Linked DNA regions of Homo sapiens: region 2 is linked to region 1. A link is a loop called in an ENCODE intact Hi-C map of the cell type or tissue named here. Cell type or tissue: natural killer cell. All regions are shown on one strand. Each heading gives the region's core, and the rest is flanking DNA. Links, peaks and the distances in the headings are about the cores only.

Region 1 (16,773 bases), core at 4,207-12,206:
TGGAGTGGGAGTGGGGGATTAGGCTCTCCTCCCTGCCGTTTGCTCCCAGGCCTTTTCCGTAGCTGGATGTGACCAACAGAGACAGTGCCCAGCCTCAGTATAGCTAGCTCTTAGTGGAGGGACAGGAGCCATCTGGGGCAGATGTGGGAGAGAATGTGGCGAAGGAGAGCCGGGTGCAGTCAAGGAGGCTTGTGGCTCGGAGGGGAGGTGGGGTGAGTGAGTGGAGACTCAGCAGCTTGGCTTTGGGGAAGTAGACAAGAGAGGGCCCTCTTTGGAGAGCGGAGCAAGCCAGGATGTCTGGCCTTCACTTCCACTTGGAACAGAAGTGTGCTGTGTGCGCGTGCTTGTGCGTGTGCGTGCACGTGTGTGCGCGCTAAATCAAACACCCTCGCTGGCTCTGTGTTCCCCTCAAGGGGAAGCCAACTCCACGGATGGCGGGGGTCCATTAGGCTGCAGGTCTTCTCCCTGCCGATAGATGGCGCTGTTGCACCGCGCCTGGGTTTGCCTCTGCCCGCAGCCATGCAGGGCCCATCACGGGCTATGCCTACCGCGCGAGGGGCCTTCACCATGTCCACTATCCTTATTTATTTATTTATTTATTTATTTATTTATTTTTTAAGTGTGGGTACTGGCCGGGCGCGGTGGCTCACGCCTGTAATCCCAGCACTTTGGGAGGCCGAGGCGGGCGGATCACGAAGTCAGGAGATTGAGACCATCCCAGCTAACACGGTGAAACCCCGTCTCTACTAAAAACACAAAAAAATTAGCCAGGCGTGGTGGTGGGCGCCTGTAGTCCCAGCTACTCGGGAGGCTGGGGCAGGAGAATGGCGTGAACCCGGGAGGCGGAGCTTGCCGTGAGCCGAGATCGCGCCACTGCAACAGAACGAGACTATCTCCAAAAAAAAAAAAAAAGTGTGGGTATATAGTAGGTGTATATATTTATGGGGTGCACATTGATAAAGGCATGCAATGCATAATAATCACATCATGGGCTAGATGCGGTGGCTGACGCCGAGATCGCGCCTCTGCAGTCGCCAGGCCACTGCAGGCGCCACAGTGGCGACAGAGCGAGACTCCGTCTCAAAAAAACAAATAAATAAATAAATCAGGTTAGGCCGGGCGCAGTGGCTCACGCCTGTAATCCCAGCACTTGGGAGGCGGAGGCGGGCGAATCACGAGGTCAGGAGTTCCAGACCAGCCTGGCCAACATGGTGAAACCCCGTCTATACTAAAAATACAAAATTTAGCCGGGTATGGTGGCAGGCGCCTGTAACCCCAGCCACTCGGGAGGCTGAGGCAGGCGAATCGCTTGAATCCGGAAGGCGGAGGTTGAAGCGAGCCGAGATCACTCCATTGCACTCCAGCCTGGGCAACAAGAGTGAGATTCTGTCTCAAAAAAAAAAAAAAAAAATTACATCATAGAGAATGGGGTGTCCATCCCCTCAAGCATTTATCCTTTCTGTTACAATCCAATTGCATTCTTTTAGTTATTTCGAAATGTACAGTTATTATTGACTGTAGTCACCCTGTTGTGCTAGCAAATAGTAGGTCTTATTCATTCTTTCTATTTTTTTTGTACCCATTAACCTTCCCCACCTCCCCATCATCCTTTTTTTTGTTTTGAGACGGAGTCTTGCTCTGTCACCCAGGCTGGAGTGCAGTGGCACGATCTCAGCTCACTTCAACCTCTGCCTCCTGGGTTCAAGCGATTCTCCTGCTTCAGCCTCCCGAGTGGCTAGGATTACAGGCCTGCGCCACTATACTTGGCTCATTTTTTTCGGGGTTTTGCCATGTTGGCCAGGCTGGTCTTGAACTCCTGACCTCAGGTGATCCACCTGCCTCAGCCTCCCAAAGTGCTGGGATTACAAGCATGAGCCACTGTACCCAGCCCCATCATCCTCATTTTATTTATTTTTTATTTTTATTACTATTTTTTTAGGTGGAGTCTTGCTCTGTCACCCAGGCTGGAGTGCAGTGGCGTGACCTCGGCTCACTGCAACCTCTGCTTCCCGGGTTCAAGCAATTCTCTTGCCTCAGCCTCCCGAGTAGCTGGGATTGCAGGCGCCTGCCACCACGCCCGGCTAATTTTTGTATTTTTAGTAGAGACAGGAGGGTTTTACCATTTTGGCTAGGCTGGTCTCAAACTCCTGACCTCAGGTGATCCTCCCGCCTTGGCCTCCCAAAGTGCTGGGATTACAGGCGTGAGCCACCGCGCCTGGCCAGACTGATTTTTTTTTTAAGTGAATTTGAAAGCTGCAACTGGTGAGTATTGGATAAACAAACTGTGATGGGATTGCAGGTGTCCACCCCCAAGCCTGGCTAATTTTTGTATTTTTAGTAGAGACCATGTTGGCCAGGCTGGCCTTGAACCCCTGACCTCAAGTGATCTGCCTGCCCCAGCCTCCCAAAGTGTTTGGGATTACAGTCGTGAGCCACCGCACCCGGTCAGAAGTTTAATTTTTTTTTTTGAGACGGAGTCTTACTCTGTCACCCCGGCTGGAGTGCAGTGGCCTGATCTCGGCTCACTGCAAGCTCCACCTCCCAGGTTCACGCCATTCTCCTGCCTCAGCCTCTGGAGTCGCTGGGACTACAGGCGCCCGCCACCAAGCCTGGCTAATTTTTTCGTATTTTTAGTAGAGACGGGGTTTCACCATATTAGCCAGAATGGTCTCGATCTCCTGACCTCGTGATCCGCCCGCCTCGGCCTCTCAAAGTACTGGGATTACAGGCGTGAGCCACCGCGCCCGGCCCAGAAGTTTAAATTTAACTAGGTGCCCAGTGATCTCATCAAGCCCACAGCACTCCCTCACCCTCGCCCCCACAACCTCCCTTCCCCCCACGCCCCCCTTCCTCACCGCAGTCCCCCCCCTGGGACCCCTAGATCTTGAGGCTGATGGGCCAGTTCCCAGTTTCACTGGTTGTTAAATATTTTGACAGTGACCCCTGACAGCAGGAGAGGCAGCCAAACTCAACAGCTGTTCTCTCTTCCCCCCAGGCCTGGCGCTGCTGCTGCCGCCCGTCACCCTGGCAGCCCTGGTGGACAGCTGGCTCCGAGAGGACTGCCCAGGGCTCAACTACGCAGCCTTGGTCAGCGGGGCAGGCCCCTCGCAGGCGGCGCTGTGGGCCAAATCCCCTGGGGTACTGGCAGGGCAGCCTTTCTTCGATGCCATATTTACCCAACTCAACTGCCAAGTCTCCTGGTTCCTCCCCGAGGGATCGAAGCTGGTGCCGGTGGCCAGAGTGGCCGAGGTCCGGGGCCCTGCCCACTGCCTGCTGCTGGGGGAACGGGTGGCCCTCAACACGCTGGCCCGCTGCAGTGGCATTGCCAGTGCTGCCGCCGCTGCAGTGGAGGCCGCCAGGGGGGCCGGCTGGACTGGGCACGTGGCAGGCACGAGGAAGACCACGCCAGGCTTCCGGCTGGTGGAGAAGTATGGGCTCCTGGTGGGCGGGGCCGCCTCGCACCGCTACGACCTGGGAGGGCTGGTGATGGTGAAGGATAACCATGTGGTGGCCGCCGGTGGCGTGGAGAAGGTGCTGGTCCTGCCTGTCCCTGGTCCAACCCCACCCTCAGCACACCCCTCCCCTCCCCTCCCCTCTCCAGAGCCTCCAGCCATGACCGGGTGAACAGCCATGGCCTGGAGTCAGCAACACAAGACTCTTCCCACCTCAGCTCCTCCATCTGAGCTGGGCTCAGTTGAGCTCATCCAGCTAAGCTAAAGGGGAGCTGGGCCTGCTTTTCTTTTTCTGGAGATGGGGCCTCAGTCTCTCCAGTAGCTGGATATACAGGCATGCTCCACCCCACTGGCTAATTTTTGCTTTTTTTTTTTTTTTTTTTTTTTGAGATGGAGTCTCACTCTTTCACCCAGGCTGGAGTGAAGTGATGCAATCTCGGCTCACTGGAACCTCTGCCTCCTGGGTTCAAGCAATTCTCCTGCCTCCGCCTCCCGAGTAGCTGGGATTACAGGCGCCAGCCACCATGCCCGGCTAATTTTTGTATTTTTTAGTAGAGACAGGGATTCACCATGTTGGCCAGACTGGTCTCAAACTCCTGACCTCAGGTGATCCACCCACCTCGGCCTCCCAAAGTGCTGGGATTACAGGAGTGAGCCACTGCACCCAGCTGCCTTTTTTTTTTTTTTTTTTTTTTTTGAGATGGGGTCTCACTATGTTGCCCAGGCTGGTCTCAAACTTCTGGACTCAAGTGATCCTCCCACCTTGGCCACCCAAAGTGCTGGGATTATAGGCATAAGCCACCATGCCTGGTTTTGGAATTGGTTCTTTATCTTTGTTCTGCTGCTGCGTGGCGTGATGTTCAAGAGCAAAGGACAACACAGGGGAAGCCAGTGTCACTGGCACCACAGCCTTGAGCCCATCTCTCTAGCCCTCTGCACCTTATTTCCCATCTGTGAAATGCCCTTAAACACCCCTTCTAATTTTAATATTCTGAGTCAAATTGAGCTCAGGTCCAAATGCCAAATATTGCTGATATTCATCCACTTTTTGACCCACAAAAGTGGTCATTTTAACCTACAATAAAACATCCTGGCTCAGTGGCTCATACCTGTAATCCCAGCACTTTGGGAGGCCCAGTTGGGGGGATTACTTAAGTCCAGGAGTCTGAGACCAGCCTGGGCCATATAGCAAGATTCTGTCTCTACAAAAAATTAAAAAATTAGCCATGCTTGTGGGCAAGCCCCTGTAGTCCCAGCCACTTGGGAGGCTGAGGTGGGAGGATCACTTGATCCCAGGAGGTGGAGGCTGCAGTGAACTATGACTGCACTGAACTCCAGCCTGGGCGACAGAGCGGGACCCTGACTCAAAAACAAAACAGTGGCCAGGTGCGGTGGCTCACGCCTGTAATCCCAGCACTTTGGGAGGCTGAGATGGGTGGATCACGAGGTCATGAGTTAGAGACCATCCTGGCCACCATGGTGAAACGTCGTCTCTATTAAAAATACAAAAATTAGCTGGGCATGGTGGCACGCACCTGTAGTCCCAGCTACTCGGGAGACTGAGGTGGGAGAATCACTTGATCCCAGGAGGTAGAGGCTGCAGTGAGCTATCATTGCACCACTGCACTCCAGCCTGGGCGACAGGTTGAGACCCTGTCTCAAAAACAAAACAAAGCAAAAACAACCCCAAAGTCTGGTTTCCTTATTAACCCCAAGTTCATGGTCCACCCGAAGCTTTTCAAATGTCAGTCCCGGCTCCCCGCGCCCCAGCTGCAGTGCTGGGCCCTATCGTCACCCTCGCCCTCCCGGCTCCCTGCGCCCCAGTGCCAGGTGCTGGGCCCAGTCCTCACCCTTGTCCTCCCGGCTGCCCAGCAGGCGGTGCGGGCGGCCAGACAGGCGGCTGACTTCACTCTGAAGGTGGAAGTGGAATGCAGCAGCCTGCAGGAGGCCGTGCAGGCAGCTGAGGCTGGTGCCGACCTTGTCCTGCTGGACAACTTCAAGCCAGAGGTAAGGTGGGCTCTGCCTCCGGGGAGGGATCTGTGGTGGGCTCTTACCTCCCCTTGGCTTGTGTCCCGCAGGAGCTGCACCCCACGGCCACCGTGCTGAAGGCCCAGTTCCCGAGTGTGGCTGTGGAAGCCAGTGGGGGCATCACCCTGGACAACCTCCCCCAGTTCTGCGGGCCGCACATAGACGTCATCTCCATGGGGATGCTGACCCAGGCGGCCCCAGCCCTTGATTTCTCCCTCAAGCTGTTTGCCAAAGAGGTGGCTCCAGTGCCCAAAATCCACTAGTCCTAAACCGGAAGAGGATGACACCGGCCATGGGTTAACGTGGCTCCTCAGGACCCTCTGGGTCACACATCTTTAGGGTCAGTGGCCAATGGGGCACATTTGGCACTAGCTTGAGCCCAACTCTGGCTCTGCCACCTGCTGCTCCTGTGACCTGTCAGGGCTGACTTCACCTCTGCTCATCTCAGTTTCCTAATCTGTAAAATGGGTCTAATAAAGGATCAACCACATGGGGTTCTGCGGTGATAATGAGCACATAGTGAGGGGTCAGCAAATGTCAGAAGTTACCTGGGACAGCCGGGCACGATGGCTCACACCTGTAATCCCAGCACTTTGGGAGGCTGAGGCGGGAAGATCACTTGAGTTCAGGAGTTTGAGACCAGCCTGGCCAACATGGTGAAACCCCATCTCTACCAAAAATAGAAGAATTAGCTGGGTGTGGTGGCACGCGCCTGTAATCCCAGCTACTTAGGAGGCTGAGGCAGGAGAATCGCTTGAACCCAGGAAGTGGAGGTTGCAGTGAGCTGATGGTGCCACTGCACTCCAGCCTGGGTGATAGAGCGAGACTCTGTCTCCAAAGAAGAAACAAAGGAAAGAAAGAGAGAAAGAGAGAGGGAGGGAGGGAGGGAGGGAAAGGAAGGATGGAAAGAAAGGAAGAAAGGCAGGCAAAAGCCCCAGACAGGCCAAAACCTTCATCCTTCATGCACCCAACCTGTACCAAACACCAGCATGGCCTGGCTGTGAGTGCACAGCAGATGGAGGTTTGCTGGGCAGAGACACTGGGCTGGCCTAGACACTGCCTTTGGTGATACCCTAAACCAAAGGGGCCAGTCCCACAGTAAGAAGGAGACCACTACTACTCCTGCTGCCCTCCTCCCCCCACCTTGCCTAGTTTACAAGACAGGAGGAAAGAGAGAAAGCAAAAAGTTAGAAAACAAAACAAAACAGAAGTAAGATAAATAGCCAGAAGACCTTGGCGACACCACCCGGCCCTGGTAGTTAAAAAAAAGTAACAATAATAATAATATCAACCCCTGACCTAAACTACTTGTGTTATCTGTAAATTCCAGACATTGTATGAAAAAGCATTGCAAAACTTTCTGCTCTGTTAGCTGATGCGTGTAGCCCCCAGTCACGTTCCCCGCTTGCTTGAGATATCATGACCCTTTCACGTGGACCCCTTAGAGTTGTAAGCCTTTAAAAAGGCCAAGAATTTCTTTTTCAGGGATCTCAGCTATTAAGATGCAAGTCTGCCAATGCTCCTGGCCAAATAAACCTCTTCCTTCTTTAATCCGGTGCCTGAGGAGTTTTGTCTGTGGCTCGTCCTGCTACAAGAGGACACAGCCCAGAGGTGCCACCTGCAGCTGCCCTGTCCCCTCTAATCCCAGCTCCACCCTGCCTGCTCCCGTCCTTCCTCCAGGGGGAACATGGACACGCTCAGATGAACCCCAGCTTCTTATGCCTGAACTGGGGAAACTGAAGCCCCATGGGACCAGGGGTTCCACTGGGCATCAAGGGAGGAAAGTTGAGCCCCGGGGTGATCTGGGAACTGGGATCTGGGATCTGGGCAGGCATTGGGGCCTGACAGAGCAGAAGTGAGGAGAGGGTACCAGGAGCTGCAAACTCGGTGCCTCCAGGACCTATTCGGATAAAATAAATGGGTGGAACTGGAATAAGACAAAGTGGGGGTGCGCTGTGGCCAACTGGAAAATGCTCGTTGCAGCCACAGCGTTCCATTAAAAAAGCGAAAGGAACCTGCCTGCCTGAGTCTTAAGCTCCCCCTAAACCCAGAAATGGGTTAGCCCTCCAGTATCCTCCAGCTCTGAGAGCTGGGGCGGGCACTCCATTACTGGGGGAACAGGAAATGGATCCTGGGCACTCTAGGGCAACACACGCCCTCCTTGCAGGGAAATGGATTTCCAGGCAGGGGAGATGCATGGGCAGAGGTGGCTTGGATTGTTTGCTGTAAGATTTGAAGCTGTGATCAGGAGGTGGCTAGGAGATGGGCTGGGTCCAGACCACAAAATGGTAGATCGGAGGATTTGGACTCTGTCTCATGAGTGAGCTGGAAATCAAGCTGGAAAATCAGATAAGCTTATTCGCAGCTTCAATCCAGTCCGTTGCAGAAGGATGCATTTGAGGGGGCTAGAGCAGCTGCAGGGAGGCCAGGAGGAGCTGTGGAAGAGGACTTGAGTGTGGGTCATGGCCATGGGGTTTGGAGAGAAGTGATACAGTGTCTTCAGAGCTTCAGAAGGCAGAGGGAGTTCGATGGCTCAAGGCAGTTGGAAGAGTTGGGTGTGACTGAGGGGGTGGGGAAATGGGGCATGCGTGGCAGGCAAGGACTCTTATGCATCACCTCCCAGTCCCTTGTCCATCTGGCTACACTTCCTCTTTGCCTGGCCAGCCTAGGACCAAGCTGGGATCATTTCCCCAGGATGCCCCACAGACAATGGCAAATGTGCCCATCATAGCAGTTTGTTTAATGAAAATGATATGCTGTTGTGAGTACGGGATGTGCCAGCAATGCTGGCTACTGCATGAGACGGGAGCTAGCAGGGAGCACCTTCATCCAGGGTGTGCAGGTCCCCTTCCCTCAGTTAATGCTCGTGGGGGCGGGCGTTAGCCTCTCCACTTACCGAAGAGGAGACTGAGGCTTTATAAAGTTAAGAGAGCTGCTTAGGGTCACTCATCAATAAAGTGGTGGAGGCCAGTCATGGTGGCTCACACCTGTAATCTCAGCACTTTGGGAGGCTGAGGCAGGAGGATCACTTGAGCCCAGGAGTTCAAGACCAGCCTGGGCAACATAGTGAGACTCAATTTCTATTTTTAAAAAATTATCCAGCTGTGGTGGTGCACACCTGTAGTCCCAGCTACTCAGGAGACTGGGGTGAGAGGATCGCTTAAGCCTGGGCAGTTGAGGCTGCAGTGAGCTGTGACTGCACCACTGCACTCCAGCCTGGGTGACAGAGGCCCTGTCTCAAACAAAAATAAATAAATAAATAAATATATAAAGTGGTGGAGCAGTTTGAATTGTGTCATTCACTCATTCAATATTTAACTGAGCATCTACTGTGTGCCAGGCACTATTCTAGACAATGAACATACAACGAGTAAACAGATAAAAATCTCTGTCCTCAGGGAGTCTGTATGTTGGGGTTGGGGTGGGGGCGGGGAAGAATAGACAATGAAAAAATACTTAAGGAAAATATGTAGACACCAATTGTCCTGATGGCCACCCCTGATGGCCACCAGAGGGCACTGCAACCACGCGGCCCTCCGTTCGTCTCTAATTCCAGCTCCCTTTCCGGATTCCGAAGGCAATAGCCAAGGAGGCTATGAATACGCAGCATAGCATCTGCTCAAGAATCAACGCGAGGAGGCATTGGCAGCAGTTTTTTCTCCACCCACTTTTCCAGCCTCATCCCCTCATCAGACCCCCATCCAACTGCCCAGGGTACCCCTGTGACTTTTCAAAGCCCCGTGTACTCCAGATTCACCAGCTACTCACATTCACTCCCAGCCACCCATCCCCTCCCAAATACTGTCTGGGTTACCCACCAACCCCATCCATCCGCTCACCTGATGCCTGTCCTCCTCCTCACCCACCCACCCGCGCCCCTCGCCCCTTCCACCTGCTGTCCTGCCCACCGGAAACTGGCCAAATTGTCCCATAGATTTTTTTTTTTTTTTTTTTTTTTTTGGATAAACACAGAAATTGACATTCCTGGTCTTAAAGCTTGAAACTTAAATTTGCCTTATCTGAGTTCCTTCCCCAGGAAACTGACCCTCAGGCCTCCCAGATAGCATCAAGGAACTGAAACTCCTTTTCTTTACCCCCCTCTAATTCCTGTTTTCCCACCCACAGCTACATTTGCTCCCCACTATATAAACCCCCAATTGGAGTTTGTTGGAGAGATGGATTTGAGACTTATCTCCTGTCTCCTTGGCAGATGTCATCTGAATAAAGCCTTCTTTCCTGGCGATACTCATTGTCCCGGGATCCCAGATCAGCTTTCTGTGCAGTAAGCAATGGGACCTAGACTGAATCCCTGGCGTTTCGGTAATACACCCATCCATCCTGTCCACCCCCACCCATCCTGTCCACCCCCATCTATCCTGTCCACCCCCGACCCATCCTGTCCACCCCCGACCCATCCTATCCACCCCCTTGTGCTTCCATCCACTCATCACTCTTCCCACCCCTCCGCCCACCCACCATCCGATGCTACAGAAGCCCAGAACTGGGGCACTCAATCTAGAGGTCAAAGATGGCAAGAGGTCAAACCAGATTGACAGTGAGTCACCTCAGTGGATATGAGTTTTAGTGTGCTGAGGCCGTGAAAGGTAAAAGCATTTAAAAACAGCAAGGCCAGGCACGGTGGCTCACGCCTGTAATCCCAGCACTCTGGGAGGCCAAGGCAGGTGGATCACCTGAGGTCAGGAGTTCAAAGCTAGCCTGACCAACATGGGGAAATCCCTTCTCTACTAAAAATACAAACTTAGCTGGGCGTGGTGGCATGTGCCTGTAGTACCAGCTACTGCTACTTGGGAGGCTGAGGCAGGAGAATCGCTGAACCCGGGAGGCGGAGGTTTCCATGAGCCGAGATCACACCACTGCACTCCACCCCGGGGAACAAGATCGAAACTCTGTCTCAAAAAACAAAAACAAAAAACCCACAAAAATTAGCCAGGCGTAGTGGCGGGTGCCTGTAACCCAGCTACGCAGGAAGCTGAGGCACAAGAATCACTTGAACCTCAAAGGCAGAGGTTGCAGTGAGCCGAGATCATGCCACTGCACTCCAGCCTGGGCGACAGAGTGAGACTCTGTCCCAAAAAAAACCCAGAGCAAACAAACAAAAAACACAACGGCGAGACATTCTTAGCAAACCAACTATCTGCAAACAATTCAACGTCGGATCTTTAAAAAAATCCCGCTGTGGCATTATGCTGCGGACACATACATTAATTTATGGCTAGCCCTTCAAGACAACCAGGTGGGTAAAATTATGTAAATGTTCACCGCCTCTATACTTTGTTCCAATGACTTCCTGAGTAATTGATTGTTTTGCCAATTACTCAGCAACATTTAAGACCTGCTTCCGGAGGCCCTAAGTAGCTCAGCATTCTAAGACCGAAGTACTGAAGAAAATCTGCCTGTGTGGCTGTGAATAACATCTCCATCCGTCACTGTGCACATCAGATTTAGGCCAGATAACGCAGGCTTTATTTATTTCAGGTACGCCTTGCGCTTCAGATCATGGGACTCTAGTATAGCACCCCCAGAAAATTATCAAGGGCAAAAAAATCATAATACATACCTCTAGTTCAGTGGGTCCTTGGATAACCTCTTTCCTCTCTCCTAGTTCTTCAGCTAAAAGATTCAGGAGCCTTAGCAACAAGAAGGAGCTATCCCACAAGTTGCATTATTCTAGATATTCGGACACTTTTTTTTTTTTTTAAGCAGGAGTCTTGCTATGTTGCACAGGCTGGTCCTGAACTCCTGTCCTTAAGTGATTCTCTTGCCTTGGCCTTCCAAGTAACTGGGATTACAGCGGTGAGCCACCGTGCCAGGGTTTTGGATGCTTTTTTTTTTTTTTTTTGAGACAGAGTCTCTCTTGTCGCCCTGGCTGGAGTGCAATGGTGTGATCTTGGCTCACTGCAACCTCTGCCTCCCGGGTTCAAACAATTCTTCTCCCTTGGCCTCCCAAGTAGCTGGGATTACAGGTGCGTGCCACTACACTCAGCTAATTTTTGTATTTCTAGTAGAGATGGGGTTTTACCATGTTGGCCAGGCTGGTCTCGTACTCCTGATCTCAGGTGATCCGCCCACCACAGCCTCCCAAAGTACTGGGGTTACAAGCGTGAGCCATCGCGCCTGGCCGGATACTTTTTAACCAAAGGAAAAAGCAAGCATCTTTATTGGAATAATATATCAATATATGCAGGTAATCAGACAATACCAGTCAGACAACACTGACTTCTTTTTTTTTTTTTTTGAGAAAGGAAGGAAGGAAGGCAGAAAGGAAGGAAGGAAGGAGGGAAGGCCGGAGGTGGTGGCTCATACTTATAATCCCAGCACTTTTTGAAGCCCAGAAGGGAGATCACTTGAGGCCAGGAGTTTGAGACCAGCCTGGGCAATATAGAGAGACCCCATCTTGACAAAAAATTTAAAAATTAGCCAGGCATGATAATTTGCACCTGTAGTTCCAGCTACCCAGGAGGCTGAGGCAGGAGAATTGCTGGAGCCCAGGAGTTTGAGGCTGCAACCAGCCGTGACTGCACCACTGCACTCCAGCCTGGGCGACAGAGAGATACCCTGTCTCGAAAATAATAAATAAAGGCCGAGTGTGGTGGCTCACACCTGTCATCCCAGCACTTTGGGAGGCCGAGGCAGGCAGATCACCTGAAGTCAGGACTTCAAGACCAGCCTGGCCATAATGGTGAAACCCCGTCTCTACTAAAAATACAAAAATTAGCCAGGCATGATGGCAGGCGCCTGTAATCCCAGCTACTTGGGAGGCCAAGACAGGAGAATCGCTTGAACCCGGGAGGCGGAGGTTGCAGTGAGCCAAGGTCGTGCCATTGCACTCCAGCCTGGAGAACAACAGCGAGACTTCGTCTCAAAATAATAATAAATAAATAAATAAATAAATATGTAAAAAGTCCCTTAACTGAGGCCAGGCGCAGTGGCTCATGCCTGTAATCCCAACACTTCGGGAAGCCAAGGAGGGTGGATCACCTGAGGTCAGGAGTTCAAGACCAGCCTGACCAACATGGAGAAACCCCATCTCTACTAAAAATACAAAATTAGCTGGGTGTGGTGGCGCATGCCTGTAATCCCAGCTACTCAGGAGGCTGAGAGAGGAGAATCGCTTGAACCCTGGAGGTGGAGGTTGCTGTGAGCCAAGATCACACCATTGCACTCCAGCCTGGGCAACAAGAGCAAAACTTCATCTCAAAAAAGCCCCTTAACTATAATCTAAGAAACAAAAAATATTTAATTTTTATTTTCTGCATGATCTGCTTAGTTTTCTTAATAAGCTGTGAACCAGAAAGGGAATTTGCTGCGGTTTGGCAGCCTTTTAGGTGGAGGATTATAGTGAATACATTTTTAGATTATTGGTATAGTAACTTCCCCAAAGGATGTAAGATTTTGAGGACTAAACCAAGTCCTGCACTTTCCATTCCAACCTAATTAATTCCAGTGAATGAAACATTCATTGGGGAAAGCACAGAAGATGCAGAAGAGCTGCTTACATGACCTGAGTCAACAATTCAGTGACCCTCTGCGTATAATAATCAAAATAGGGCCAGGCGCAGTGGCTCACACCTGTAATCCCAGCACTTTGGGAGGCCGAGGAGGGCAGATCACCTGAGGTCAGGAATTTGAGACCAGCCTGGTGAAAATGGTGAAACCCCGTTTCTACTAAAAATACAAACAATTAGCTAGGCGTAGTGGCGCACACCTGTAATCCCGGCTACTCGAGAGGCTGAGGCAGGAGAATCGCTTGAACCCAGGAGGCAGAGGTCGCAGTGAGTCGAGATCGCGCCATTGCACTCCAGCTTGGGCACCAAGAGTGAAACTCGGTCTCAAAAAAATAAATAAATAAAAATAAAAATAGAACAATAAAGTCCATTCATAAATTTTCTAGCATAGTTAACTTATCCACCTCCTCTTGCTTTTCGTTAATTAATTTAGTTATCAGAGTACAAAATGAAAAAGTAAAAAATATCCATTCACTCTCATTCCCATGAGGTAACCACGTTTAAGGAGCTCTGTGTTTTTAGTCCTCCTGGCATCTACACTTGAGTGGAAAAGATGATCATTTGTGGTTTTAAGCACTATTGACTCCCTGATGTGAAGAACAAAGAATGTATCTCACTCATTCTTTTTTTCTTCTTTTTTTTTGTGCTGTTTTTATTGGTAGTCTTCCTACTAGTTATCATCATAACTTTAAATGATATATTTAATCCCCTTTTCTTGAAGCATTGTTTTTATTTTTATTTTTTTACTTGTATTTATTTATTTATTGAGACAGAGTCTCACTGTGTCACCCAGGCTGGAGGGCAGAGGTGTGATCTTGGCTCACTGCAACCTCCGCCTCCTGGGTTCAGGCAGTTCTCCCCCTTCAGCCTCCCGAGTAGCTGGGATTACAGGCACCCGCCACCATGCCCAACTAATTTTTGTATTTTTAGTAGAGGTGGGGTTTCATCATGTCGGCCAGGCTAGTTTCAAACTCCTGATCTCAAATGATCCACCCACCTTGGCCTTCCAAAGTGCTGGGACTGGCCGGGGATGATGGCTCACGCCTGTAATCCCAGCACTTTGGGAGGCTGAGGCGGGTGGAAATCACAAGGTCAGGAGATCCAGACCATCCTGGCTAACACGGTGAAACCCCTTCTCTACTAAAAATACAAAAAATTAGCCAGGCGTGGTGGTGCATGCCTGTAATCCCAGGTACTTGGGAGGCTGATGCAGGAGAATCGCTTGAACCTGGAAGGCGGAGGTTGCAGTGAGCCGAGATGGTGCCACTGTACTCCAGCCTGGACGACAGAGTGAGACTCCATCTCAAAAAAAAAAAAAGCAAAAAACTCCACAAAGTGCTGGGATTACAGGCGTGAGCCACTGCGCCTGGCCTGAAGCATCGTTTTTAAAATTCAGATATAATTTACATCGCATATACTTCACTGCTTTAAAGGGTTCAGGCTGGGCACAGTGGTTGACACTTGTAATCCCAGCCCTTTGAGAGGCTGAGGTGGGGGGGATCACTCAAGGCCAGGAATTTTTGAGACCAGCCTGGGCAACATAGTGAGACTCGCTCTCTACCAAAAAATTTAAAAATGAGCTGGGCAAGATGGCACACACCTGTGGTTCCAGCTACTTGGGACGCTGAGGTAAGAGGATTGCTTGAGGCCAGAAGCTCGAGGCAGCAGCGAGCTGTGATTGCACCACTGCACTCCAACCTGGGAAACAGAGTAAGACCCCTTCTTTTTTTTTTTTTAGATGGAGTCTCGCTCTGTCGCCCAGGCTGGAGTGCAATGGCGCAGTCTAGGCTCACTGCAACCTCCACCTCCCAGGTTCAAGCGATTCTCCTGCCTCAGCCTCCTGAGTAGCTGGGACTATAGGCGCCCACCACCACGCCCAGCTAATTTTTTGTATTTTCAGTAGAGACGGGGTTTCACCACATTGGCCAGGCTGGTCTCGAACTGCTGACCTCATGATCTGCCTGCCTCAGCCTCCCAAAGTGTTGGGATTACAGGCATGAGCCACCACTCCTGGCCAAAACCCCTTCTTAAAAAAAAAAAAAAAAAAAAAAAAAAAGAACATCCTTTTTTTTTTTTTTTTTTTTGAGACAGAGTTTCGCTCTCTTGCCCAGGCTGGAGTGCAGTGGCGCAATCTCGGCTCACCTCCTGGGTTCACGCCATTCTCCTGCCTCCATCTCCCGAGTAGCTGGGACTACAGGCACCTGCCACCACGCCTGGCTAATTTTTTTTGTATTTTTAGTAGAGATGGGGTTTCACCGTGTTAGCCAGGATGGTGTCGATCTCCTGACCTCGTGATCCGCACGCCTCGGCCTCCCAAAGTGCTGGAATTACAGGCGTAAGCCACCGTTCCCGGCCAAAAGAACATCTTAATAATCCCAGAAAGATTGGGCGCAGTGGCTCATGCCTGTAATCCCAACACTTTGGGAGGTTGAGGCAGGTGGACCACGAGGTCAGGTGTTCGAGACTAGCCTGACCAACACGGTAAAACCCCATCTCTACTGAAAACACAAAAATTAGCCAGGCATGGTGATGCATGCCTGTAATTCCAGCTACTCAGGAGGCTGAGGCAGGAGAATTGCTTGAACCTGGGAGGCGGAGGTTACAGTGAGCTGAGACTGTGCCATTGCACTCCAGCCAGGGTGACAGAGTGAGACTCTGTCTCAAAATAAATAAATAAATAAATAAATAAATAAATAAATAAAATAACTCCAGAAAGAAACTCCCTTCTTGTGATATCAAGTACATCTCCCTCCTCTCAGCCAATGGCAACCATTATTCTACTTTCTGTCTTGATGGATTTTATCTACATAGAATTGAGGGAAGAGAGAACTTCTCATATTGTTTTATATTGTTTTATACTCAGTACCTGTTTTAAGAAAAAACAACAAGAAAGTAAAATCAAAGACAGGCAGCCCGGCGCCAGGCCCGAAACCAGGCCTGGGCCTGCCTGGCCTAAACCCAGTAGTTAAAAATCAACTCATAACTTAGAAACCAATGTTATTCATAGATTGCAGACACTGTATAGAAGAACACTGTGAAACTCCCTGCCCTGTTCTGTTTCTCTCTGACCACCGGTGCATGCAGCCCCTGCCACATACCGCCTGCTTGCTCAAATCAATCACGACCCTTTCATGTGAAATCTTTAGTGTTGTGAGCCCTTAAAAGGGACAGAAATTGTGCATTCTGGGAGCTCGGATTTTAAGGCAGTTGCTTGCTGATGCTCCCAGCTGAATAAAGCCTTTCCTTCTACAACTTGGTGTCTGAGAGGTTTTGTCTGCGGCTCGTTCTGCTACAGAAGCATACAACACATGGCCTTTTGTGCCTGGCTTCTTCCATTCAGCATGTTTCTGAGGGTCATCCATGTTGTCTGTACTTCATTCCTTTTAATGGTTTCCATTGCATGGATATACTACATTTTCTTTACCCATGCTTCAGTTGATGGACATGTGGGTTGTTTCTACGTTTTGGCTATTATGAATTATGCTGCTATGAAAATTCATGTACTGGTTTTGGTGTGGGCACACGTTTTCAATTTCTCTTGGGTGTATACCTAGGAATAGAATTAGAAAATCATGTTGGCTGGGTGCGGTGGCTCACGCCCGTAATCCCAGCACTTTGGGAGGCCAAGGCGGGCGGATCACGAGGTCAGGAGATAGAGACCATCCTGGCTAACACGGTGAAACCCCGTCTCTACTAAAAATACAAAAAATTAGCCAGGCGTGGTGGTAGGCGCCTGTAGTCCCAGCTACTCGGGAGACTGAGGCAGG
Region 2 (15,540 bases), core at 4,094-12,093, 150 kb after region 1:
GCAGTGAGCCGAGATCACACCACTGCACTTCAGCCAGGGTGACAGAGTGAGACTCTGTCAAAAAAAAATATTAGCATGTCCACTGAGAGGACAAGTGGGGGTTTAGGACAGGGACCCTTTCCCACAGCAGACCTGGTTTCCAGCATAAAGGTCTGATGGGGTGGCCAGGGAACAGGAAGGACCTCCTCCCTCATGCCCATATCCCGGTGGAATCTTTCATTTTTTTCTGCTTCACCTAAAACCTTGACCTTGATTTGACCTCGGGCCACATCTCCAACCTTCTCTAAGAATCCAAGCTGGAAGTCCAGCTTGGAATCCGAGGGAGCATCCGTGTACACAGCCTACTTCACCATCCCCGAGGTGCCCTCCAAACTGCCCCATGAAGGAAGATTCTAGAAATAACATTGAGCACCTTCTCTATGCCAAGAGCTGTTTGAGCTAGACATGTGAAGATGTCATTCACCCCTAGACCCTGCAAGGTAGCCACCGTCAAGTCCACTTGACACATGAGGAAACTGAAGCCCAAGGGGTGAGGTAGTTAGCCCACGATGACAGGGCCAGCAGATGGCAAACCCGGGGTGGAGCCTGGCCTCCCCGTAGAGAAGGTGTTTAACCTCGTGGCGCGCCTTCCCTGGATGGGCTCTGCTTTGGGACAGCTGGGCGGATCTTCCTCCCTTCCACCCTTACGGGCAGCTTCCCTCCCTGTCCTCGTCCCAAGGTGCGCGCTGTGATTGGAAGCACCTACATGCTGACCCAGGACGAAGTCCTGTGGGAGAAAGAGCTGCCTCCCGGGGTGGAGGAGCTGCTGAACAAGGGGCAGGACCCTCTGGCAGACAGGGGTGAGAAGGACACAGCTAAGAGCCTCCAGCCCTTGGCGCCCCGGAACAAGACCCGTGTGGTCAGCTACCGCGTGCCCCACAACGCTGCGGTGCAGGTGTACGACTACCGAGAGAAGCGAGCCCGGTGAGTGCTGGCAGCGCAGGGTGTAGGGGGTGGCTCTCCATGGGTCTGGCTCTGACCCTCGGCTGTCTCTGCAGCGTGGTCTTCGGGCCTGAGCTGGTGTCGCTGGGTCCTGAGGAGCAGTTCACAGTGTTGTCCCTCTCAGCTGGGCGGCCCAAGCGTCCCCATGCCCGCCGTGCGCTCTGCCTGCTGCTGGGGCCTGACTTCTTCACAGACGTCATCACCATCGAAACGGCGGATCATGCCAGGCTGCAACTGCAGCTGGCCTACAACTGGTAAAAATGGGGACAGGGCATGGGGGTGCATTCCTGGAATCCCAGCACTTTGGGAGGCTGAGGTGGGAGGATCACTTGAGCCTAGGAGGTCCAGGCTGCAGTGAGCCTTGATGGCCCCACTATACTCCAGCCTGGGTGACAGAGCAAGACCCTGTTTCTTTGTTTTTTGTTTTTTTAGTTTTTTGGTTTTTTGGTTTTTTGGTTTTTTTTGAGACCGAGTTTCACTCTTGTTGCCCAGGCTGGAGTGCAATGGCGCGATCTTGGCTCACTGCAACCCCCACCTCCCGGATTCAAGCGAGTCTCCTGCCTCAACCTCCCAAGTGGCTAGGATTACAGGCATGTGCCACCATGCCCAGCTAGTTTTGTATTTTTAGTAGAGATGGGGTTTCTCCATGTTGGTCAGGCTGGTCTCGAACTCCTGACCTCAGGTGATCCGCCTGCCTCGGCTTCCCAAAGTGCTGGGATTACAGGCATGAGCCACTGCACCCGGTCAACCCTGTTTCAAAACAAAAAAAACAAACCGGGTGGCAAGCAGTGGGTGAGGGTTCCTGCTGGGTGCAGCCTAGGAACCCCAAGAAAAGGAGGGTCCTGCTCAAGTGCTGGTGCTGGGCTCCTCATGAAGGCAGGACACCTCATTCAGTGCTGAGGTCAAGAGGGAACCTAGGAGTTCACGCAAATCCAGGGAAGGCGTGGGCTCACCTCCTGGGGTCAGGACTCAGGGATCCAGTAGCAGGACACTACCCCAACTAAGCTCCCAGTGAGCGTGCAGCCAAATGCGTAACTGTCGGGCTGTTAAAAGATGCATGGGACACAGCTGGCGGGAGTGGGCAGTGCAAGGGGGCGGTGAGAACTCAAGTTCAGAAACTGACTGCCCTGGCCTGCGCCCCCGCCCTGCTGTTTGCAGCCTGTGGACCTGGGGAAGGGACAGGGTGCTTTCCTCAGTTTCCCCATCTGTAACATGAGGAAGACAGCATTTTCTCCTTCACAAGGCCATTGAAAAGATGCAATGAGTGTTAGAACAGTGCCTCTATTGGTCAGAGCTCAATAGCAGCTATTAGGATTGGGTGAGATAAGTCATGTACAGAAACAGTGTTCATGACTGGGTACTGTGGCTCACACCTGTGATCCCAGCACTTTGGGAGGCTGTGGCAGGAGGATTGCTTGAGGCCAGGAGTTTGAGACCAGGCTGGGCAACATAACAAGACTCTGTTTCAAAAAAAAAAAATTTATAAACTAGCTGGGCATGGTGGTACATGTCTATAGACCCAACTACTTGGAAGGCTGAGGTGGGAAAATTGCCTGAGCCCAGGAATTTGAGGCTGCAGCAAGCTATGATTGTGCCACCACACTCCAGCCTGGACAACAGAGACCCACAGAGACCCTGTCTCGGAGGAAGGGAGGAAGGGAGGAAGGGAGGAAGGGAGGAAGGGAGGAAGGGAGGGAGGGAGGGAGGGAGGGAGGGAGGGAGGAAGGGAGGAAGGGAGGGAGGGAGGGTCAGGCGTGGTGGCTCATGCCTGTAATCACAGCACTTTGGGAGACTGAGGCAGGCAGATCACTTGAGGTCAGGAGTTTGAGACCAGCCTGGCCAACATGGTGAATCCCTGTCTCTACTAAAAATACAAAAATTAGCCAGGCCTGGTTGTGGGCACCTGTAGTCCCAGCTTGTAGTCCCAGCTACTCAAGAGGCTGAGGCAGGAGAATCTCTTGAATCCGGGAGGCGGAGGTTGCAGTGAACCCAGATCGAGCCACTGCACTCCAGCCTGGGCGACGGAGCAAGACTGTCTCCAAAAAGAATATTCAATACTCCCAAGCATGTCCCTCACCTCTTAGCTGAGAGCAGCCAGTGCCCTGATGGCGGCAGACAGCTGCCGACATATTCCCAGGGCTGCCGACATATTCCCAGGCACTACAACATCATAGTTAAGAGCACAGGCCCCAGAAGCAGCTGCCTGGTTCAGCTTTCTGGCTTGTCACATGTTATATGGCAAGTCTTGGGCCAGCCACTTGACTTCCCTGGACCTCTACTTCCTCATCTGTAAAATGGGGGTGGTGATCATTGCCATCTCATAGGGTGGCTGAGTGGGATTAAAGGAGAACGTGTGTTAAGTTTTTAGGACCTTACCAGGCATACATTAGCATTCTCTATTGCGAGAGACCCTGCCCGGCCACACAGGATGGGTGTTGAAGTTCTTCTCGGAGAGAGTTGCTGGCTGGGCGTGATCACACATGTAGTCCCAGCACTTTGGGAGGCTGAGGTTGGGGGGTTGCCTGAGCCCAGGAGTTCAAGACCAGCCTGGGCAACATGGCAAGACCTTGTCTCTTCTAAAGAGAGATTCCTGGGTGAAAGCAGCTTCCCCATTCTGGGCCTGTTTGTTCACAGGCACTTTGAGGTGAATGACCGGAAGGACCCCCAAGAGACGGCCAAGCTCTTTTCAGTGCCAGACTTTGTAGGTGATGCCTGCAAAGCCATCGCATCCCGGGTGCGGGGGGCCGTGGCCTCTGTCACTTTCGATGACTTCCATAAGAACTCAGCCCGCATCATTCGCACTGCTGTCTTTGGCTTTGAGACCTCGGAAGCGAAGGGCCCCGATGGCATGGCCCTGCCCAGGCCCCGGGACCAGGCTGTCTTCCCCCAAAACGGGCTGGTGGTCAGCAGTGTGGACGTGCAGTCAGTGGAGCCTGTGGATCAGAGGACCCGGGACGCCCTGCAACGCAGCGTCCAGCTGGCCATCGAGATCACCACCAACTCCCAGGAAGCGGCGGCCAAGTAAGTGAGGCTGGGAGCTCGGCTGCCTATAATGCCCATGGCAGGCCACTGCTGGGAACTGGATAACCTGGCATCCCTTGTGGACTGCCTGCTGCCATCCCTACCCTCAAAGATCTATTCCCTACCCAACAGATCAGGTGACCCACTTAAAATGTGAATCAGGCTGGGCGCGGTGGCTCATGCCCGTAATCCCAGCACTGTGAGAGGCTGAGGCAGGAAGATCACTTGAAGCCAGGAGTTTGAGGCTGCAGTGAGCCATGATTGCGCCACTGCACTCCAGCCTGGGCAACAGGCCTGGGAGACTGACCCTGTCTCAAAAGAAAAAAAAAAAAAAAAGCACGTATCAGATGTGGCTCCTGCAGCCTCCCATCTTGCATGTGATAAAACCTAAACTCCTTCCTGCAGCTCCAGCCGGCCTCCCCCGATTTGCCTTCTAGCCTCCCCCTTCCATGCTCCTCGTCCCTGGAACATGTTCCAGCTGACATGTTCCAGCCCCACTGGCTTCCTCTGCTCCTTCAATGCACAGCTTGGACCCACCTGAAGGCCTTTTGCAATGGCTATTCCTGCTGCCCAGAAAGCTTCCCCCCGCCCCTGAGCTCCCTTCCAGGCAGGCTTCTCCTTCTGGCTTCAGCCCAAAGATCCCCTCCTTGGGGAACACTTTTCTTTCTCTCACAGCTGAATAGCACCCTCTTTGCCTGGTCTCTCCCACACTTGTCACTGTCTGAAATCCTCCTTGTATACTTGTTCTTTTCCCACTCAAGTGGCGTGAAAGTAGGGGGCCGCAGTCACGCCTGCATTTGTCCGGCCTAGAATGACACTGGCTTGTGGCGCGTATACCATTCTGGGTTGAGTTGCGTATTGGGTGCCTTCTAGGGGCTGGGGTCTGTCCTGGGCACCGGTTTGGTTGGTGGCCGCTGCCCTTGGCGCTCCTGTTCCTGCTCTGGCCCCATGCCAGCCTCTCACCTGCGCTCCGTCTCCTCCAGGCATGAGGCTCAGAGACTGGAGCAGGAAGCCCGCGGCCGGCTTGAGCGGCAGAAGATCCTGGACCAGTCAGAAGCCGAGAAAGCTCGCAAGGAACTTTTGGAGCTGGAGGCTCTGAGGTGGGTTGAGAACTAGAGGAGGAGACTGGCAGGGGCCGAGGGTCTTAGGACAGCAGCTGGTGTGGGCAGCAGGCCTGGGTGGGGTGTCGATGAGACAGTGCACGGCTACAGCATAAGCCAAGGCCGTGGGGGGACTGGGCTGTCTCCCGGGTCTTACCTGACTCTGCCTTCTCCCCAGCATGGCCGTGGAGAGCACCGGGACTGCCAAGGCGGAGGCCGAGTCCCGTGCGGAGGCAGCCCGGATTGAGGGAGAAGGGTCCGTGCTGCAGGCCAAGCTAAAAGCACAGGCCTTGGCCATTGAAACGGTGAGTGGGGGGAGGCATTAAGAAGAGGGTGGCCTTGAGTCCTGGAAAAGGCCCATTCCCTACAGTCCCTGAGACTGTATAGGACACCAGGTCCCCCAACATAAAGCCCTATCCAAGTACTTTGCATTTGCAAAGTCCTTTGCCTTGTAGGATTCATTGACTCCATTGCTGGAAGGTAAGGATTAGAACACCCATTTTGCAGCTGGGCGCTCATGCACTGGCCACCTTGGCACAAGTGCTGTGTATGCTTCATAGGCATTATCTTATTTAATGCTTGAAATCCCATTAAGAGGCCGGGTGCAGTGGCTCACGCCTGTAATCCTAGCACTTTGGGAGGCCGAGGCGGGTGGATCACCTGAGGTCAGGAGTTCAAGACCAGCTTGGCCAACATGGTGAAACCCCATCTCTACTGAAAATACAAAAAATTAGCTGGGTATGGTGGCATGTGTCTGTAACCCCAACTACTTGGTAGGCTGAGGCAGGAGAATTGCTTGAACCCAGGAGGTGTGGAGGCTGCGGTGAGCTGAGGTTGTGCCACTACACTCCAGCCTGGGCAACAAGAGTGAAACTCCATCTCAAAAATAAAGTAAATAAAAATAAATGTAAAAAGAGGCCTAGTGTGGTGCCTCAGGTCTCTAACCCCAGCACTTTGGAAAGCTGAGATGGGAGGATCATTTGAGGTCAGTTCGAGACCAGTTCAAGACTAGCCTGGGCAACATAGCAAGACCTCATCTCTACAAAAACAAAATTTTTTAATTGACTGGGTGTGGTGGCACATGCCTGTAGTCCCAGCTACCCAGGAGGCTGAGGCAGGAGGATCCTTTGAGCCAGGAGTTCAAGGCTGCAGTGAGTCCTGATCTGCATTCCAGCCTGGGTCAAAAAATAAAGAATGATTGATTTTTCCTCTTCCAGGAGGCTGAGCTCCAGAGGGTCCAGAAGGTCCGAGAGCTGGAACTGGTCTATGCCCGGGCCCAGCTGGAGCTGGAGGTGAGCAAGGCTCAGCAGCTGGCTGAGGTGGAGGTGAAGAAGTTCAAGCAGATGACAGAGGCCATAGGCCCCAGCACCATCAGGGACCTTGCTGTGGCTGGGCCTGAGATGCAGGTGAGAGTTGGGGAAGGTGTGTTGGTTTCAGGACCAACCTTGAAACCAGGAAGGCAGAGCCAAGGCGGAAAACACAACATCTGGAAAGATTGTGGGGAAGGGAGGGGTGAGTGACCTGACCCACGATGCAGGGACATTCACACAGTGTCACGCTGCATCAACGTCAGGCACTGTACTAGACCCAGCAGTGAGCCAGAGCTCCGGAGGAGACAGGAAATGGATGGGACGCCAGTCTGACAGGCATTTCCAAGGCAGTCAAGCAGGGTGGTCAGATGCAGGGGAGGTGACCCTTCAAACCAGCTGACTTAAGGAGGGTCACTCTGAAGTGGCCAGGGTTTGACGCCCATCTCAACTTCCTCCTGTTCTCACCCTCCAGGTAAAACTGCTCCAGTCCCTGGGCCTGAAATCAACCCTCATCACCGATGGCTCCACTCCCATCAACCTCTTCAACACAGCCTTTGGGCTGCTGGGGATGGGGCCCGAGGGTCAGCCCCTGGGCAGAAGGGTGGCCAGTGGGCCCAGCCCTGGGGAGGGGATATCCCCCCAGTCTGCTCAGGCCCCTCAAGCTCCTGGAGACAACCACGTGGTGCCTGTACTGCGCTAACTCCTGATTAATACAATGGAAGTTTCTGGGCATTTACAATTTCAACACTTTTCTCTTGTCTGACATTGGTTGGGGTTACCAGGGAGCTTAATGGTGGGGAGGGGAGGTGCCCCTGGCATCTTTTTTTTTTTTTTCGAGCTGGAGTCTTGCTCTGTCACCCAGGCTGGAGTGCAGTGGTGTGATCTCTGCTCACTGTAACCTCCACCTCCCAGGTTCAAGTGATTCTCCTGCCTCAGCCTCCTGAGTAGCTGGGATTACAGGCACGTGCCACCACGCCCAGCTAATTTTTGTATTTTTTAGTAGAGATGGGGTTTCACCATGTTGGCCAGGCTGGTCTCGAACTCCCAACCTCAGGTGATCTACCTGCCTCGGCCTCCCAAAGTGCTGGGATTACAGGTGTGAGCCACTGTGCCCGGTCAACATCTTTAGATAGTTACAGGAGACTCTTCTCCTCCATAAAGGGGAGAGGACCCCGAGGCAGGGGAAGGATGAGCTGGAAGTCACCCAGTAGGAATGTGGCCCCAAAGCCTTGTGCACTGGGCTTCCTAGAGCCCAGATAGGGGTGATGATGCCACGGGTGGGGGCATGGGGCCCACAATGGCAACATCTCACCACTGGTTCTCCAGGAGCCCAGCTGCCTGGTAGCTCTCAGCTGTTGCAGATGCAACCCAGCTTCCCATTCGGGAGGCGCCCTCCAGCGCCACCTGCTGGAGCACCCACAGCACCAGCAGACGTGTCAGGCTTGCACCCGGTGCTGTGCGCTTGTCCCTTCCCAGGTGGGGGTGTCAGGTTGGGGAGGAGGACCCTGCCTAGGGCAGTAGGAATTGGGCATCTCCTTGAGCTTCCGGTCTGGGCTGTTTGGGAGCACTGAAGGAGGAGTGCCCTTATCCCACCTTCTCCCCCACAACCAGTATGGGGTCCTCATTTGAGAGAAGGATCCAGGTGCAGTCAGCCTGGGTGCACTAGCCCTTTGGGGCCAGGAACAGTTGTAGGTGCCAGGCCTGCCCCGTCTCTGCCGAGGAAGTAAAAAGATCCCAGGGGCCGAGTGCAAGAGCTTAGGCCTGTAACCCCAGCACCTTGGGAGGCCAAGGCACAAGGATCACTTGAGACTAGGAGTTCGAGACCAGCCTGGGCAACATAGCAAGACCCCCATCTCTACCAAAAAAAAAAAAAAAAAAGCAAAAGCCAGATGTTATGGCATGCATCCGTGTTCCCAGCTACTCGGGGGGCTAAGGTGAGAGGATTGCCTAAGCCCAGAAGTTGGAGGCAGCAGTGAGCTATGATCATACCACTGCAGTCCAGCCTGGGTGACAGAGGGAGACCCTGTCTCTATAAAAAAAAACAAAACAAACAAAACCCTTAAAGCCTCCCTAAAGCCCTCATTTTCACCTTCCTGTAATATTGAGTGGAAAAAGCCCGATCCCCCCTTAAACCACCTCCCTCCCTCTCTGCCCTGCCCCTGACCGTTGCTGCAGGAGGAACACCCCACGGAGCTGACTGATCTTATTTTAAACTCATGGGAACAAATTTTGAGGGAGGTGCAGCTTCTCTGGCTGTGCTGCTCTGTCTTGTGTGCGATCCGCTTTGAGACAACCATTCACACCACCTCTCCTCTCAGCCTCCTACACCCCTGCCCACTTTCTCTCACCTCTTTGAGAAAATAGAAGCAAATTGGGTAGGAAGGCCCTTCCCAGCAACAAACCTAACAAACTGCTGGCATCTAGACTGTCCTCCCTCCTCTTCCCACCCTGGGCTCCTCCCCTTGGGCTCTAGGAGAGAGGGCTGCATTCCTTCACTGATTGCCGTCCTCTCCTGTGCTGTCAATTTTTTTTTCTTTTTTTTTTTTTTCTTGAGACTGAGTCTCGCTCTGTCACCCAGGTTGGAGTGCAGTGGCGTGATCTCAGCTCACTGCAACCTCTGCCTCCTGGATTCAAGTGATTCTCCTGCCTCAGCCTCCCGAGTTGCTGGGACTACAGTCATGCACCACCATGCCCTGCTAATTTTTGTATTTTTGGTAGACATGGGGTTTTGCCATCTTGTCCAGACTGATCATGAACCCCTGACCTCATGATCTGCCTGCCTTGGCCCCCCAAAGGGCTGGGATAACAGGTGTGAGCCACTGTACCCAGCTGATATGCCATCAATTTCTTCTCTCCTGCATCATCATCATCAGGATATAGACATGTCTACTCTGTCCATATAAAACAACTCCCTTAACCCTATGAGCCCCTCTAACTTCCACCTCTCCTTTTTCCATCACAGCCAAATTTTTCCAGAGTTCTCTGTGGTCTCACTTTCCATTCCTCATCTCTCATTATCTCTTCAAACCACTCCAGATAGGGCCAAACGTGGTGGCTCACGCCTGTAATCCCAGCACTTTGGGAGGCCGAGGTGGGTAGATCACCTGAGGTCGGGAGTTCAAGACCAGCCTGGCCGACATGGTGAAACCCTGTCTCTACTAAAAATACAAAAGTGAGCCAGGTGTGGTGGTGGGTGCCTGTAATCCCAGCTACTCGGCAGGCTGACGGAGGAGAATCGCTTGAACCTGGGAGGCAGAGGTTGTAGTGAGCGAGATTGCGCCATTGTACTCCAGCCTGGGCAACAAAAGCAAAACTCCGACTCAAAAAAACACCCCAGTTTGCTTCTGTCTCTGCCCCTTACTTTATGGAAACTGCTTTATTCGGCATCACCAGTAATGTCCCGTTGCTAAATCCAGTAGTTGATCGGTCACTTGGCACAGTTGGCCATTCCTCCCATGCTGGGCTTTCCTGACATCACCTGTTCTAGTTTTCTTTCTCGCTTCTCTCAGTAGGTTCCCTAAGGCCCACTTCTCATGCTGACATTCTTGTCCAATCGCATGACCTCAGATGGTCTCTATACCACTGACCTCAGAATCCATTACTCCAGCTCCGACCTCACCCAAGAGCTCTGGACTCATTTCCAATCCATGCCTTGATGTCTCCACGTGGACCTCAATTGGTGATCAGGCTTTGGCTCTTGCCAATGAAATGCAAGGGGAAATGACATCACATGCCTGTTCTTCCCTTTTCCATATAAATGGGTGACCAGCAATGTTCCAAGTGGAAGCTGCTCCAACCACCTGGGTCCCAGGGAGAAAATGGCATGAGGTGCAGCCACAGCTGACCTGCAACAGACATGTGGCAGGAGTGAGAAATGTTTGCTGTATTAAGCAACGGAGATTTGGGGGGTTTTGTTACCACAGTATAACCTAGCCTATCCTGACTACTTTGTGTGCCTCACAGGATTGTAAGATCTCATAGGTCATAGGGGAAACTCCTCTAAATTGTATGCAAGGGGCCAGGTGCAGTGGCTCACGCCTGTTATCCCAGCACTTTGGGAGGCCGAGGTGGGTGGATCACCTGAGGTTGGGAGTTCAAGACCAGCCTGGCCAACATGGTGAAACCCCGTCTCTACTAAAAATACAAAAAAAAAAAAAAAAACACAAAAAAAACTAGGCGTGGTGGCACACGTCTGTAATTCCAGCTACTCAGGAGGCTGAGGCAGGAGAATCGTTTGAACCCCGGAGGTGGAGGCTGCAGTCTGCCGAGATCGTGCTACTGCACTCCAGCCTGGGAGAGGGCAAAACTCCATCTTAAAAAAAAAAAAAAAAAATTATATGCACGAAGAGGGGCCCAGCACAGGCCATAGAGTGGGGAAGACAGGACTTGCTGGAAATACAGTGAGCTTCTGTCTCCAAAAAAAAAAAAAAAAAAAAAAATTAGATTAATTTTTTTTTAACTTTACATTTTTAAAATTTTAATTATTAGGTTTAACCTCAAATTTTTTTTTTTTTTTTTTTTTGAGACAGGGTCTTGCTCTGGCTTGGTGGTTAAATATTTTGAATTTCATCCCTGGGGCTTAGGGTTGCCCCAAGCAACCTGTTTACTGAAAGAAGCCTGAAATATACATTGAATTTTTTTTTCTTTTTAGACAGAGTCTCGCTTTGTCGCCCAGGCTGGAGTGCAGTGGCATGATCTCGGCTCACTGCAACCTCTGCTTCCCAGGTTCGAGCAATTCTCCTACCTCAGCCTCCTGAGTAGCGAGAATTACAGGCGTGTGCCACCACGCCTGGCTAATTTTTGTATTTTTTGAGACAGAGTTTTGCTACTGTTGCCCAGGCTGGAGTGCAATGGCACAATCCCGGCTCACTGCAACCTCTGCTTCCTGGGTTCAAGCGATTCTCCTGCCTCAGCCTCCCAGGTAGCTGGGATTACAGGTGCCTGCCGCCACACCCAGGTAATTTTTGTATTTTTAGTAGAGATGAGGTTTCACCATGTTGGCCAGGCTGGTCTTGAACTCCTGACCTCAGGTGATCTGCCCGCCTTGGCCTCCCAAAGTGCTGGGGTTACAGGCATGAGCCACAGCGCCTGGCCCTAGTTTTTTATATCTTAAAAATTAGGCCTATGTCTAATCCAAAAAAAGTGTTTTTAGATTAAATTAGCTAGGTGTGGTGGCATGTGCCTGTAGTCCCAGCTACTCAGGAGGCTGAAGTAGGAGGATCACTTGAGCTCAGGAATTTGAGGCTGCAGTGAGCTATGACGGCATCACTGTACTCCAGCCTGGGCAACAGAGTGAGACCCTGTCTCAAAAACATACATAGAGAACAGTGTGATCTCTGAAGAAGTTCAACACAGCCTGTTTTTCTCTAGCACTAGAACAAATGGCTTTTCTTTGGTTGAATACCAAAGTAATTGATGTGTTGAAGGACCCCCTTTATAAGAAAAATCTGTGTCTTTCAACAGCGAACACATTCAGCATGGTAAGATGCTGTTTACCGAATCAGTTTCCTCTTCCACTTACGCCCACAACTAATCTGTGTCCCAGCTTCCCTTGTCCTCAGACACTGCCGTGTGACCGAGTTGTAGCCAATGGAATGGAAGTGGAAGTAATAAGTGCTAATTTCCTGTCTTTCCATAAAAACTTGGCTCCTGCAACCTCCATACACATCATCTGCCTACATGATGCAAACAAGCTGGGCAGTCCCAGGAGCCACGTGTTGAAAATGGCAGAATCACAGAACAGGAGATGCCCGAATTCCTGAATCGCCGCTTGCAGGAGAGCTGTCTCCCAGTCGGCAGCATCTGATTAAGATTTAATATGAGTTAGAAATAAAATAATGTTCTTTCTTTTTTTTTTTTTTTTTTGAGACAGAGTCTTGCTCTGCCTCCAGGCTGGAGTGCAGTGGCACGGTCTCGGCTCACTGCAACTTCCGCCTCCTGGTTCAAGTGATTCTCCTGCCTCAGCCTCCCGAGTAGCTGGGACTACAGGCGTGCACCACCACACCCAGTTAATTTTTGTATTTTTTGTAGAAATGAGGTTTCACCATGTTGGCCAGGCTGGTCTCGAACTCCTGACCTCAGGTGATCCCCCACCTCAGCCTCCCAAAATGCTGGGATTATAGGTGTGAGCCACCACGCCTGGCCAACTCTTTAACTCTTTTGTAGCAATGGGGACTTGCTATGTTACCCAGGCTAGTCTCAAGCTCCTGACCTCAAGTAATCCTCCTGTTTCAGCCTCCCAAAGTGCTGGGATTACAGGCATGTGCCACCACAACCAGTCTAGAAATAAACTATCATGTTTGAGGCACTACACATCTTGAAGTTTGTTACAGTAGTTAGGGTTATTTTTAATCACAGAAGGAGAGCCTTGAAGACTGAGACTGCCTAGAGGAACAGCAAATGTACAGGTACTGATCTCCTGCCCTCCGAGGCGCAGTCATTGAGTGGAACAAACAAATGAAACTTCTTACACAGTGGCGTGGTGATCATTCATTTATTCTGAAGGCATATAGCTGATTCCAGAAGGCTATTACTGCACATATAACGTGACTCCACTATGTTCCCTAGATCAAATATAGATACTCCAGGGCCCAGGTCAGCTCAGCCTTTCCCCACTCCCCACCTCCAGATCAAGGGCTCTGCAGGTTCTTCCTGAGCCCAGGCCAGCCACTGGACATGGAACGCCGGCACCAGTCTGACTGCGAGCCACGTCCCTGTAGGCCAAGGGGACTTAGAAGCCCTCCTGTGAGTCTTCAGTGCTACCCTACAAGCCTCAGGATGCTCGGGTGCAGATTCTTTTAGACTGCCCGTGCTCACACTCTCCTCCTCAACTCTCTTTTTTAAGATCACATATGGCCAGGTGCAATGGCTCACGCCTACAATCCCACCACTTTAGGAGGCCGAGGCGGGTGGATTACCTGAAGTCAGGAGTTCGAGACCAGCCTGGCCAACATGGAGAAACCCCATCTCTACTAAAAATACTAAATTAGCCGGGCGCGGTGGCGGGTGCCTGTAATCCCAGCTACTCAGGAGGCTGAGGAAGGAGAATTGCTTGAACCCCAGGGGCAGAGATTGTAGTGAGCCGAGATTGCACCACTTTACTCCAGCCTGGGCTAAAGAGTGAAACTTCTGTCTCAAAAAAAAAAAAAAAATCACATATGGCCAGGCATGGTGGTTCATGCCTGTAATTGCAGCACTTTGGGAGGTTGAGGTGGGAGGATCACTTGAGCCCAGGAATTCAAGACCAACCTGGGCAACATAAGGATACCCCATCTCTACAAAAAAATACAAAAATAGTGTGCTGGGGGTGGTGGTGCCGCCTGTAGTCCCAGCTACTCAAGAGGCTGAGGCTGGAGGATCACTTGAGCCCAGGAGGCAGATGTTGTGATGAGTCGAGATGGAGCTACTGCACTGCAACCTGGGTGACAGAGTGAGACCTTGTCTCAAAACAAAACAACTCAATGTAGCTGGATTTACACAGTCAGCCTTCTGATGTCACTGTAAATGGTTAGAGCCAAGGAGCCTAGGAGCCAGCCAGGGACATGGGAGTCAGGCAGGCCAAGGGCTCTGTCCTCTGGGGCTGGAGAGAGAGGACCCACCAGGCTGGAGGAAGAGCCAACAGGAAGGAGAAAGGGCTGCAGGGCAGGCACAGGGACAGCCCCTGACCCAGTCTCCTACCTTGACTGCAGCAGGCCAGGTAGTGGGGTGCCCACAGCTGGAAACGCACCTCAGTTTTTTGTTTTTTGTTCTTTTGAGACGGAGACTCATCTGTCGCCAGGCTGGAGTGCAGTAGCACAATCTTGGTTCACTGCAACCTCTGCCTCCCAGGTTCAGGCGATTTTCCTGTCTCAGCCTCCCGAGTAGCTGGAACTACAGTAGGCGCGTGCCACCACACCCAGGTAATTTTTAGTAGAGACAGGGTTTCACCGTGTTAGCCAGGGTGGTCTCTATCTCCTGACCTCGTGATCTGCCCACCTTGGCCTCCCAAAGTGCTGGGATTACAGGCGTGAGCCACCACACCCACCGCACCTCAGTTTTGTGCACCAATAGCTTCTTCAAGCACAGGTCTGTCCCTGCCACTGTCCTGCTTTAAGCCCCTCAACGTTCATCCTATACGTGTCCCCCAAAAAGCGCGAGATGATTTACCGCAGCACCATTCACAGTGGTAGGACCAGGTTAAACTGAATTTTTTTTTGAGACAGAGTCTCACTCTGTCACCTAGGCTGGAGTGCAGTGGTGCGATCTCAGCTCACTGCAACCTCTGCCTCCCGGGTTCAAGCGATCCTCCTGCCTCAGCCTCCCGAGTAGCTGGGATTACAGGCGCCTGCCACCACGCCTGGCGTTCTATGCAACCATTCAGAAGCCCGCTGGCGTGAAAGTACTGCGTACAATTAAGTGTTCAGGTACAGGCTCTGGAACCAGACTGGCCAGGCTGCCACCTCTCGGGGCCTGTTTCCTCTCTGGGGAATGAGAACAGTAACAGGGCTGTCGTATTGTGTGCAACTGTACAATTGTGAGATAAGATAATGCACGCAAATAGCACTTAGAGCAGGGTAGCTTGTGTTAGCAGAACAGCACATACATAAAATGAATGTTAAGATATGGAAATGGGCTAGACACAGTGGCTCACACCTGTAATTCTAGCGCTTTGAGAAGCCAAAGCAGGAGGATCACTTGAGGCCAGGAGTTTGAGACCAACCTGTGCAACACAGTGATACCCCCATCTCTACAGAAAAACATAAAAATTAGCCGGGCATGGTGGTGCATGCCTGTAGTCCCAGCTGTTCAGCAGGCTGAGGCAGGAGGACTGCTTGAGCCTGAGAGGTCGAGGCTGCAGTGAGCTATGATCATGCCACTGCACTCCAGCCCAGGTGACAGAGAGAGACCCTGTCTCCACAGTAAAATTTTAAAAAGTCCTCTGGGCTCCTAGGCCGCCCCAGCTGGCTTCTGCGTCGCCTCTCACCAGCTCTCCCAGCCCCCAACCCCCACTCCCCCAACCTCCCTGGAGCACTTGGTGCTCCAGGCCCTGTGACCTAGATCTGTTTCTTTTTTTTTTCCCCACCTTGACTGGAGCAGGCCAGGTTGGCAGGGATGGTAGGGGTGCCTGATGCGCTTGAAACACACCTGCT

What was found. A loop is a pair of places that touch in the nucleus more often than their neighbours do. Peaks named below come from ENCODE experiments on the same cell type or tissue, not always from the same donor. Only the 100,000 strongest peaks of a DNase experiment are listed, where the experiment ranks them.
Region 2: it touches region 1 in a loop (12-fold over the local background); 48 of 110 quality-filtered maps call a loop at or near these places.

What each region holds. Positions count from the first base shown.
Region 1 is chr16:29,691,669-29,708,441 of GRCh38, forward strand. QPRT (quinolinate phosphoribosyltransferase) reads left to right here. Exons shown (of 4, transcript NM_014298.6): 2 at 2,996-3,531; 3 at 5,328-5,459; 4 at 5,531-7,031. The coding sequence ends at 5,743. Among named protein-coding and RNA genes, the nearest start is that of QPRT, 21 kb to the left of the region's middle. RefSeq lists enhancers at 31-531, 142-251, 340-634, 3,328-3,859, 10,651-10,750, silencers at 7,785-7,959, 16,090-16,139 and a cis regulatory region at 8,730-9,332. In natural killer cell, for the core only: a CTCF peak has its summit at 8,998 (motif pointing right); DNase peaks (open chromatin) are centred at 9,013, 10,343 and 10,873; H3K27ac peaks cover 2,955 bases.
Region 2 is chr16:29,840,878-29,856,417 of GRCh38, forward strand. It overlaps MVP (major vault protein), which reads left to right. Exons shown (of 15, transcript NM_005115.5): 9 at 719-963; 10 at 1,038-1,235; 11 at 3,616-4,002; 12 at 4,986-5,102; 13 at 5,281-5,407; 14 at 6,320-6,508; 15 at 6,885-7,144. The coding sequence ends at 7,112. Among named protein-coding and RNA genes, the nearest start is that of CDIPT, 15 kb to the right of the region's middle. RefSeq lists enhancers at 4,777-5,278, 5,279-5,778, 7,671-7,965. In natural killer cell, for the core only: CTCF peaks have their summits at 7,818 (motif pointing left) and 8,018; a DNase peak (open chromatin) is centred at 7,814.